Linked DNA regions of Homo sapiens: region 1 is linked to region 2. Evidence: chromatin contacts called from ENCODE Hi-C or POLR2A ChIA-PET data. All regions are on one chromosome and are shown on one strand. The core of a region is the stretch at or near the end of the contact, and the rest is flanking DNA. Distances in the headings are between cores, read along the strand shown.

Region 1 (4,921 bases), core at 526-3,025, 1.2 Mb before region 2:
GCATGATCCTCCTCTGAGTGTTGGGGGGCTCTGGCTCAGCGTCTGCATTTGCAAGCACTGAAAGTTTACTGAAGAACCAGCTTTCTACAAGCATCCCCCAAAGGTCAAGCCTCCAGACCTATGGAGAACCACTCTGGAGGATGCCTTCAACAGTCAACACCCAAAAAAACCTCCAGGAGGTGAGATGACTCCTGAAGGTCCCCTCCCGGACTTTTACTGCCATTCAGAGAGCCGACAGAAACAGCCCACTCCCACCCTCTGCCTTCTCCCAGTTCACACCAGGCTCCCTCACTTCTCCAACGCAGGATCCAGAATCTCTGAATTGGATGAGGCCTCAAAGACCGTCCAGCCTAGTCCCTTATTTCGCAAATGAGGTTGTGGAGACATCAGAAGCTGAAGTGGCTTGCTTCGGGTCATGAGTAAGAAAGTGGATTCGACTGGACAGTGTCTGGAAAGGTAGCCTGGAAGGGCTGTGTCTGTCCTCCAGAGGAAGCTGAGAGGAGGCCAGACCCCAACAGCCCAGCTGGGAGTCCGTCCCCTTCCAACCTGGGCCTAAGCCTCAGGAGTGAGTTGAACGGCTCTCCCCGCATGAGAAGACACATAAACTACCCACTAGTATGGTCAGAGTTGTGATCTGTGAAACTGGGCTAAAAACAGCAAGCTACATTTAGTCATTAAGACGTTTATTTCTGCAACTGCTTCCCACATTCCAAATCTATTCAAAAACCTATTCAAATAACTAAAAACTTGTTGGTAACTTTTTTACAACTCCCATGCAGCTTCAGGATGGCCTCGCTAGACACGCATGCAGTCTGAGCACCTGTTCAACCATACTCCACCAAGTCCTGCAATTATTGATGATAAGCCTGCACACAGGCCACCCACGTGCTCTTGACCAAAGCGGATCAGGCAGTCCCAGTCCCTTGCTAGGCATCCATGGGGAAATGTGAAAACAGTTCACAAGATCTGGGTCTGGAAGAAAAATAGGACTTTCATGAGTAGAGAAGAACAATCGAATCAGATGCAAAAGATGGGCAATGTACATCACAAAACTTTCAGTGTATAAGCACAAATCCACAGAAATCCATCCAAGTTCATGGAACCTGTGAAACTCATAGAAAGCTTGAAATATAAACTGTCCAACTAAGACAGCCCTAGCTCCAGTCAATAAGAGTAATTTCACTGGGTTCTCCATGGTCCAGGGCTACTGGAATTCAGAAGATCCTGATATTTACATCATGGATTGACAGGCTTTGGATATTTTGTTTCTTTTTACTTTTATATTCTTTATTTTGTTTAATTAATTTATTTATATTGAGACAGAGTCTCGCCCTGTTACCCAGGCTGGAGTGCAGTGGTGCAGTCTTGGCTTTGGATATTTTGTTTCTTTTTACTTTTATATTCTTTATTTTGTTTAATTAATTTATTTATATTGAGACAGAGTCTCGCCCTGTTACCCAGGCTGGAGTGCAGTAGTGCAGTCATGGCCCACGGCAGCCTCAACTTCCGGGTTCAAGCAATCCTCCAATCCTCAGCCTCCCAAGTAGCTGGGACCATAGGTGGGTGCCACCACGACCGGCTAATTTTATTTTATTTTTTTGTAAAGAGGGGTTCTTATTATATTGCCCAGGCTGGTCTCGAACTGCTGGGTTCAAACGATCTTCCCAGGAGGCCTCAGCCTCCCAAAGTACTGGGATTACAAGCGTGAGCCACTCCGCCAAGCCTGATATTTTATTTGAAAATACCTAAGCCTCACTTGCAGGACTTTGTAGCTGCAGGTAAGGCAGTTCCCGGCGGTCGGGATACAAAGAGAAACATGAGAAGCCCGGGTCCTTCCGCATTGAAGTTACTTCTTCTCAGGAGAGAACTTCCAACTTTCTTTACACTGTTAACAGAGCCTATAACGAGTGGCAATCATGACTAAATACTTGTTCCTTGGGCTCAAAAACAGGGTACATTAACGCGAACCTCCCGGACCTGTGCGGCATGGCCGAGCGCTCCTCTTTCTTTATGCAGTTCTGCGCTGGAACACACGGGGGCAGCAGAGTCTAGCCTGACCCCGAGCAACGTACGGAAATGTTAGGGGCACTGCTCAGTTGATAAGCCGGGGCTGGATGATGGGCGCACATGTATTCACTTATACACACATACGTACATATACATATGTAAAATGTATATACTTTTATATTTATTTATACTTCATATATAGTATGTATTTCATATATATTTCATATATAGTATGTTTCATATATATTTCATATATAATATATATTTCATATATAATATATACTTCATATATAATATATACCTATATATTTATATAACCTATTTTATACATTACATAATATATATCCTTCATGGGGAAGGATTTCTTTACATCCTTCTGGTCTACCCAAAGTTGTCTTTAATAGGCATGTATTTGTTAAATAATCAGGAAAAAAAAAGAATTAACTTGAAAGTGGAAGAAAATGCACATTAATGAAAATCCAGGATATATATTGAGAGTTTTTCCTCACAAAAATATATTTCAGTTTACAAAATAATTAGTAATATAAGGACTCTAAGTAACAATCTCTATTCATGACTGTATTAGTCAAATGCCTTTGAGCACCTCATATGTGTATAAGTCACTCTTTTAGTTTCCAAAGATGGCAAGAGAAGTCAGATCTAGTTACTGCCCGCAGTGAGCCCACAGCTGACCAGCCGTGAACCCCAGATAATGACTGTTATATCAGAGGGATGCGCAAAATGCTGTGCAGACAACAGAGACGGAGACCGTGAACTCTACAAGGGCTGAAGTCCCTGAGGATCTACAGAGGAGGGGAGGCTGAAGGTTTGTCTTCAAAGGTTAAGTAAGAATTGACCAGTTAAAGTGGCAAGTGGCGTATCAGACAGGGAACAGTCAAGACAAAGTTTATGGAGAGTTGGAAGAAGGAAAAGTTGGCTGGAGGTAGAGTGAAGGCTGAGCCATGGGGAACGGTGGTCCCGCCAGAGAGTGAACAGCCTTGACCTCTAGCTTACACTGCAATGGGATGGCTGGCAGAGGCTGTAGTTGAAGCCATGCCTGGGCTCTGGATACAGCTCTGCCAAGATAGGGCAGATTCGTGGTGGAGTTGGAAGGATAGAAGGGATGAAATATGTTGGTAGGTTCTCTATTCCAGTGACTTTCCAACTTTTTAAACTGCAACCTGCAATAAAGAATGCCTTTCACAATGCCACTCAATATACAGAAATATACATGCATGTGTGGTGGACATTCATATAATGCAAACATACATACAATATGTAATGCACTCCCACCTTGTATGGTCTCTATTTCATTAATAGAGAGAGATTTCATAATCCACTAACAGGTCGCATCTTACGGTTTGAAAAATGCATTCTAAAATGGTTTCTCAACCTCATACCTTTGACGTTTTGGGCCAGGTGATTGCTGGTTGTGGGAGCTGTCCTGTTCATTGCACAATGTTTAGCAACATATCCGCTAGATGCCACTAGCATCCCCTTCCCAAGTTCTGACAGCCAATAATGTGCCTGGACATTGTCAAATGTGCCCTGGGGTGCAAAACTGCCCCTTGGTTGAATACCACTGCCCTAACCAAAGGGAAATAATCTGGTTTTGGGGGAAGAGGACGTTTGACCTCACATTCAGGAGTGAGTGGCCCTACTTCCATAGGGGGTCACTAACCACCAACAAGAGAGAAGAAACTGACCAATTTTGAGCATGAATGACGGAGAGGGATCTAGAGTTAGTGGGAGGTCCTAGTGATACACAGATACAAACAGGCATGCTGCAGACCTTGTCACACAGCCAGCGTGCCACCGTGGCCTACCTCAAACCACACCTGCCTGCCTTCCTCTGCCCCAGCCCACCAAGCCTGCCCACCACAGGGCCCTTGCACATCCAGCTCTCTGCAAAACTCTTCATTCCCTCTCCTCCTGCTGGGCTCCTGTGGACCATTGAGTCTCTTAAAGGTCATTTTCCCCAAAAGGCTGTCTCCACTCCCCCAGCCGAATGAAGCTCCCCTGATATGCCTTCAAGACACCCGCTAGTTGTCACTTTGAATACTTACTGCAAAAGGTAGTTATAAGAGTATTTGGGGCCGGGCACAGTGGCTTGCGCCTGTAATCCCAGCACTTTGGGAGGCCGAGGCAGGTGGTTCACAAGGTCAGGAGTTCGATACCAGCCTGGCCAAGATGGTGAAACCCCATCTCTACAAAAAATAGAAAAATTAGCCTGGCGTGGTGGTAGGCGCCTGTAATCCCAACTACTCAGGAGGCTGAGGCAGGAGAATCACTGGAACCCAGGAGGCAGAGGTTGCAGTGAGCTGAGATTGCGTCACTGCACTCTAGCCTGGGTGACAGAACAAGACTCCATCTCAAAAAAAAAAAAGGAGTATTTGGATGATTATTTGCTTGATTTACTTTTTCCCCCTCAAGACTGTGAAAGTCCTGAAAGCAGGGGGTTTGCCTGCTTGGCTCACCCAGAACAACAAGCCGACTTGCTAAATGAGGGAGTGGTACTGCCAGTTGACTTCATTCTTGGTCCTATTTTTATCTGTTTTGAGATTGACATTAATGCGCCTTTGGTGGGCTGGTCTCCTAGGGCTAATTGTCATTTCTTTGCAGTAAGAAATGTTGAAAAGCTTTTTAAATAAAATAATGAAAATACGAATTTCTCACAAAGGCTGAGTTTCTAATAACATAATTATTCCAACACTCATCTTGAGACCACATAATTAAGAAACAGTAATACTTGGATATTTTTTTTAATTTGAGAGGTCTACATAAACGATTCTCTGCATGATTCTTTCTTTGATCATTGAAGCTGTCATTTTCTTTTTTCATTCTTAGGAAATCATTCCACATAACAAAATTGAATTTCTTTCAAGCCATAAAATTATTGGAATATAACATCCAC
Region 2 (4,447 bases), core at 1,873-4,372:
ACAGCCGCAACTGGGCCAGGTGCCGAGGATGGCAATAAAGGTGCCTTGTGTGTTGATGGGACTGTGTCCCTCATGGTTTTTTTGTGTGTGTATGTGGGGGGAGTTATTTGTTTTGTTTTGTTTTTTATGTAGGAGAGCAGAATCTTTTATTTTAAAAAGCAAAGTGGACAAAAATATGTGGAATTTCAAAATACAGAAAGAAGCTGGGTGCGGTGGCTTATACCTGTAATTCCAGTACTTTGGGAGGCTGAGGTGGGTGGATCACTTGAGGTCAGGAGTTTGAAATCGGCCTGGCCAATGTGGTTCAGTGGTGCAATCTTGACTCACTGCAACCTCTGCCTCCCAGGTTCAAGAGATTCTTCTGCCTTAGCCTCCTAAGTAGCTGAGACTACAGGCGTGCACCACCACACCTGGCTAATTTTTGTATTTTTAGTAGAGATGGGGTTTCATCATGTTGGTTTGCTTTGTTTTTGATAATAAAGAAATACTGAAGAGACTGACATATGGGAAATAGTTTAGAAATATATGTAGGATGCCAGGTGTGGTGGCTCACCCCTGTAATCCCAGCACTTTGCAAGGCTAAGGAGGGCGGATCACGAGGTCAGGAGTTTGAGACCAGCCAGGCTAACATGGTAAAACGCTGTCTCTACTAAAAATACAAAAAATTAGCCGGGCATAGTGGCGGGCGTCTGTAGTCCCAGCTACTCGGGAGGCTGAGGCAGGAGAATGGCCTGAACCCAGGAGATGGAGCTTGCAGTGAGCTGAGATCACGCCACTGCACTCCAGCCTGGGTGACAGAGTGAGACTCCGTCTCAAAAAAAAAAGAAAGTTATGTAGGATAAGGAATAATCATTTTTTAAAAAGGCAAGGAGGTAATCTGACCTTTGGTAAGATGGTTTCTTACTGCCACTACATTTCTCTGGTTAATATAACTTTAAAACAACTGTGACACACTATGACAGGGAAGAAAAATGCCCAGGCTGACACAGTCCCAGCCCTGTTGGCAGCTGTAAGGGAAAACAGCTGGAAGGGCTGCATGGTGACTTTAGATGGGGCAGCTCCAGGCAAGAAGGCCTCTTCTAAGATCATGTGGATCCTGCAGAGGCTGGAAACTCGGGCCCCAGTGCTGTGCGACAGTGCAAATGAGAATTGAAGCCCGTAGAAAGCCAGGCTGACCTGTGTCCTGCCCCACAGGGAGTCACTGCAGAGACACAACACTCAGTAACAATAAGAACCACGACATTAATTGAAAAACAAATTAAACCCTTACTAGTTTCCTGAACAAGGGCCCAAGGAAGCTTCCACTGGGGACTCTAGGGGCTGTTTAAAGACTTTAACTGTTAGCACCAACCATGACATAAAAAGTATGCATATTTCCCGGATTTTGAATTTTTCACCTGTCTTGACTTTCTGTGTTAGTCACGTTCTCCAGAGAAACAGAATCAATCAAGGAAATGTATACACATAGATACATACATAAGGAGAGAGAGAGAGAGAGAGAGAGAGAGAGATTTCAAGGGATTGGCTCATGAGATTGTGGAGGCGGTAAGTCTGGAATCTATAGAACAGGGCAGCAGGCTGGAGGCTCAGGGAAGAGATGATACTGCAGTTCCAAATGGGAGCATTTGAATTCCGTAGGGCGGCAGGCTGGAAACTCAGGCAGGGTGTGTCTATTGCAGTCTTGAGAAGAATTAGTTGCCCTTAGGGAAACCTTAGTCTTTGCCCCTAAGGCCCACTACCGATTAGATGAAGCCCGGCCCTGATACGTGGGTAACGTGCTGCACTCGAAGCTTGCTGACTTAGATGTTAGTCACATCTAAAAAACACCTTCACGGCAACAAGTAAACCTGTTTTTTGACCAAACAACTGGGTACCAGAGCCCAGCCACGCTGACACATAAAATTAACCATCACACCTTCCCTTTCTCATGGTGTTTACTGGGGAGGGAAAGAAAAGAAAAACATGATCAGATAAGAAGTAAAAACCTAATGTTCAGTGAGAGGTAACCCATACTGAATATCTGAGAATTAACTGGCCGGCAGCCTCTTCTACTAAGGAATGGGGGAAGCAAGAATTCAGGCTCTGTGGTAAGAAATGCTGTGTAGTAATAATAACAACACAGCTACAGCTTCCAGCCCCTGAGCACACACACAGGCGTCAGACCCTGCTGCTTTACAGAATCCCATTGAATCTTCGGTGTTCCCTGGGTTGGATGGCTTCATCCCCATTTTACAGGTGCCTCTGCCAGAAGAAACGGACTGGGCACCAAAGGCAGGGCGTCTAGAAGAATCCCGGTGTATGCAAAACAAACCAGCACCGACAAAACACTGAATCAAAGCACTTGCTTGCCTGGGTTTGATTTTTAAAAGTGTTAGAACCCATTCAAGATGAATATGGGTTTACAGCGTCAGTGCACAGCTTTTGCGGTGAATTTACATTTAGAGGACAAGTGAAAAACTCACCCACCAGCTCCACACCCCCCACACAAGTCAGTTTCCTGATGACCAATCAGGAAACTGGAATACCATCAGTAACCCCAGTGCTGGGGTTTACCGGCTCTCGCGCCCCTATTAGCAGACGTTGCTTACAGATGCACCACAGCCTCTGAGCAGACTCAAGTAGCGATTCTGTCTCCAACCCTGCAACCAAATTTCTGGCTCCTCATTTGACTTTTTTTTTTTTTGAGCCAGGATCTCGCTCTTTCGCTCAGGCGGGAGAGTAGTGGTACGATCACTGCTCACTGCAGCCTTGACCTCTCGGGCTCAAATGATCCTCCCACCTCAGCCTCCTACGTGTCTAGGACCTCAGGCACACACCACCACACCCGCCTAATTTTTTTTTTGGGGGGGTAGAGACAGGGACTCTCTATGTTGCCCAGGCTGGTCGCCAACTCCTGGGCTCAAGAGATCTCCCGCCTTAGCCTCCCAAAGTGCTGGGATTACAAGGCTGAGGCACCGCAGCCAGCCTCATTTGACTATTTGAATCAGATTAAGACATCCCTTCTTCAAGACTGCGCTTCCGCCTGCGGGAGACTTGGTTCAGAGTGTGCGATTCAGTTAGGAGAAGGAACGCTCCTGCCACCTGCCGGTATTGCTGCATATGACCATGCAGGCTTGCGGCCACTGCTGTCGCCATGCCTGAGGTGCACGCGCCATGTCCCTGAGGCTCCAGGTGCCCTGTGCATTCCCTGCACGTAGAGTTGCCCTCGAACTGGTGTTGATCTGATCAGACTTATTTCAGAACTCGACAAGAATGCCATGAGAGTCATAATTGCCCCATATTCATTGGCAAAATCCTTTGGCTTCTGGGCTGCTTGATCAGAATGAATGTCAGAGATCCAAAGAGCAAGTGACAAAAGTATGCATGGAGGTTGAAGAAAATCTTTGTGAATTCAAAGTCCTTCCACTATTTTTACTTGAATTTCAATTGCTTCATGTAATGTTTGTTTTAGGATTCATCACCCCACAATTGAATTCCATAGATTGTACAGCTTAGTTTTGAATTAAAAGATCGCTGCGTGTCACCATCCCAAATTCCCTCTCACACATTGCCCCCCAACACACACCCTGCTTATTTTATATAATCTCAAATGTCTGGTCTTGGAAGTACAGGAAGCTGAGAAAATGATCCTAAATAACAATCGTGATAATTCTCAGCACATTCCTAATTACTGGAGGACAGACATTTCATGACCAACTTTCTAGCCAGCTAAAATACAACCCCTAGCTTTGTCCTTGGGACCATAAGATTTTGGGGCTGAGAGCTATGGACTAGTCTATAGACTCCTATAAGCCACCTGTGTTACTGCAGCTGCTTCCACCTGGTCTGGAGCGGGGCAGTCCCTCTGTCGGCTTGATTCCCCATCATTCCCTGACCCCCAGTTGAAGTCACATGTATGTGACCCTCATGCCACAGTCCCCAGGGATTGGCAACATTTTTCCTTCAAAAATCAGATAAATATTTGGGGCTTTGTGGACCATACAGTCTCTGTCACAACTACTCAACTATTACAACTACACAACAACTGCACAACTGCACACAGCTGCACACTACTCGGCCGTCTAGCTTAAAAGCGGATGTAAACAATGGAAGTAAATTAATGGGCGTGGCTGTGTTCCAATAAAACTTCATTTGAAAAGCAGGCAGCAGTCTGGATTTGGTCTTACACAGTGGCCAGGCCCCTCAGCTAGTCCGGGCACTTACAACACTTTCCTCTTTCTTTGTCCCTGATACTTATTTCCCCAGATTGTTCTTTACCTTTGCTTTATATGAAGGGTACTTGTTTATACGCCTATCTGGAATCATCCGTTACTATAAATAGATACACTTCTTTCTGGCAAACAAAAATGAAAAAATGTCAGTCAACAGACACCGAGCACTTGCAGTGAGTCCAGCTTGGTGGTGGCAGGGGTGACCCATAAGTGTTTCAGTTCTCTAGAGCTCCTCA

Evidence for each region. A loop is a pair of places that touch in the nucleus more often than their neighbours do. ChIA-PET counts read pairs that join two places held with the same protein, here RNA polymerase II (POLR2A). Pooled maps may share reads with other maps.
Region 1: a map of naive thymus-derived CD4-positive, alpha-beta T cell shows a loop between it and region 2 (19-fold over the local background). The contact joins two enhancer-like sites. A Hi-C loop is called at or near these places in 6 of 168 maps with a recorded cell type or tissue (A673, B cell, CD4-positive, alpha-beta T cell and 2 more), 4 of 37 single-sample maps with no recorded cell type and 11 of 50 pooled maps. POLR2A ChIA-PET finds 5 or more read pairs at or near these places in 1 of 52 experiments (WTC11).

The regions. Positions count from the first base shown.
Region 1 is chr2:106,540,043-106,544,963 of GRCh38, reverse strand. It overlaps a transcript of CD8B2 not described here. Among named protein-coding and RNA genes, the nearest start is that of CD8B2, 55 kb to the right of the region's middle. Within about 2 kb of position 1,775, at least 2 of the 41 ENCODE cell types and tissues checked have a DNase peak (open chromatin) inside an H3K27ac peak, as active enhancers do.
Region 2 is chr2:105,368,611-105,373,057 of GRCh38, reverse strand. All of the region lies in intron 4 of FHL2 (four and a half LIM domains 2), which reads left to right. It also overlaps a transcript of C2orf49 not described here. Among named protein-coding and RNA genes, the nearest start is that of FHL2, 28 kb to the left of the region's middle. RefSeq lists enhancers at 2,647-3,146, 3,147-3,648. Within about 2 kb of position 3,122, at least 12 of the 41 ENCODE cell types and tissues checked have a DNase peak (open chromatin) inside an H3K27ac peak, as active enhancers do.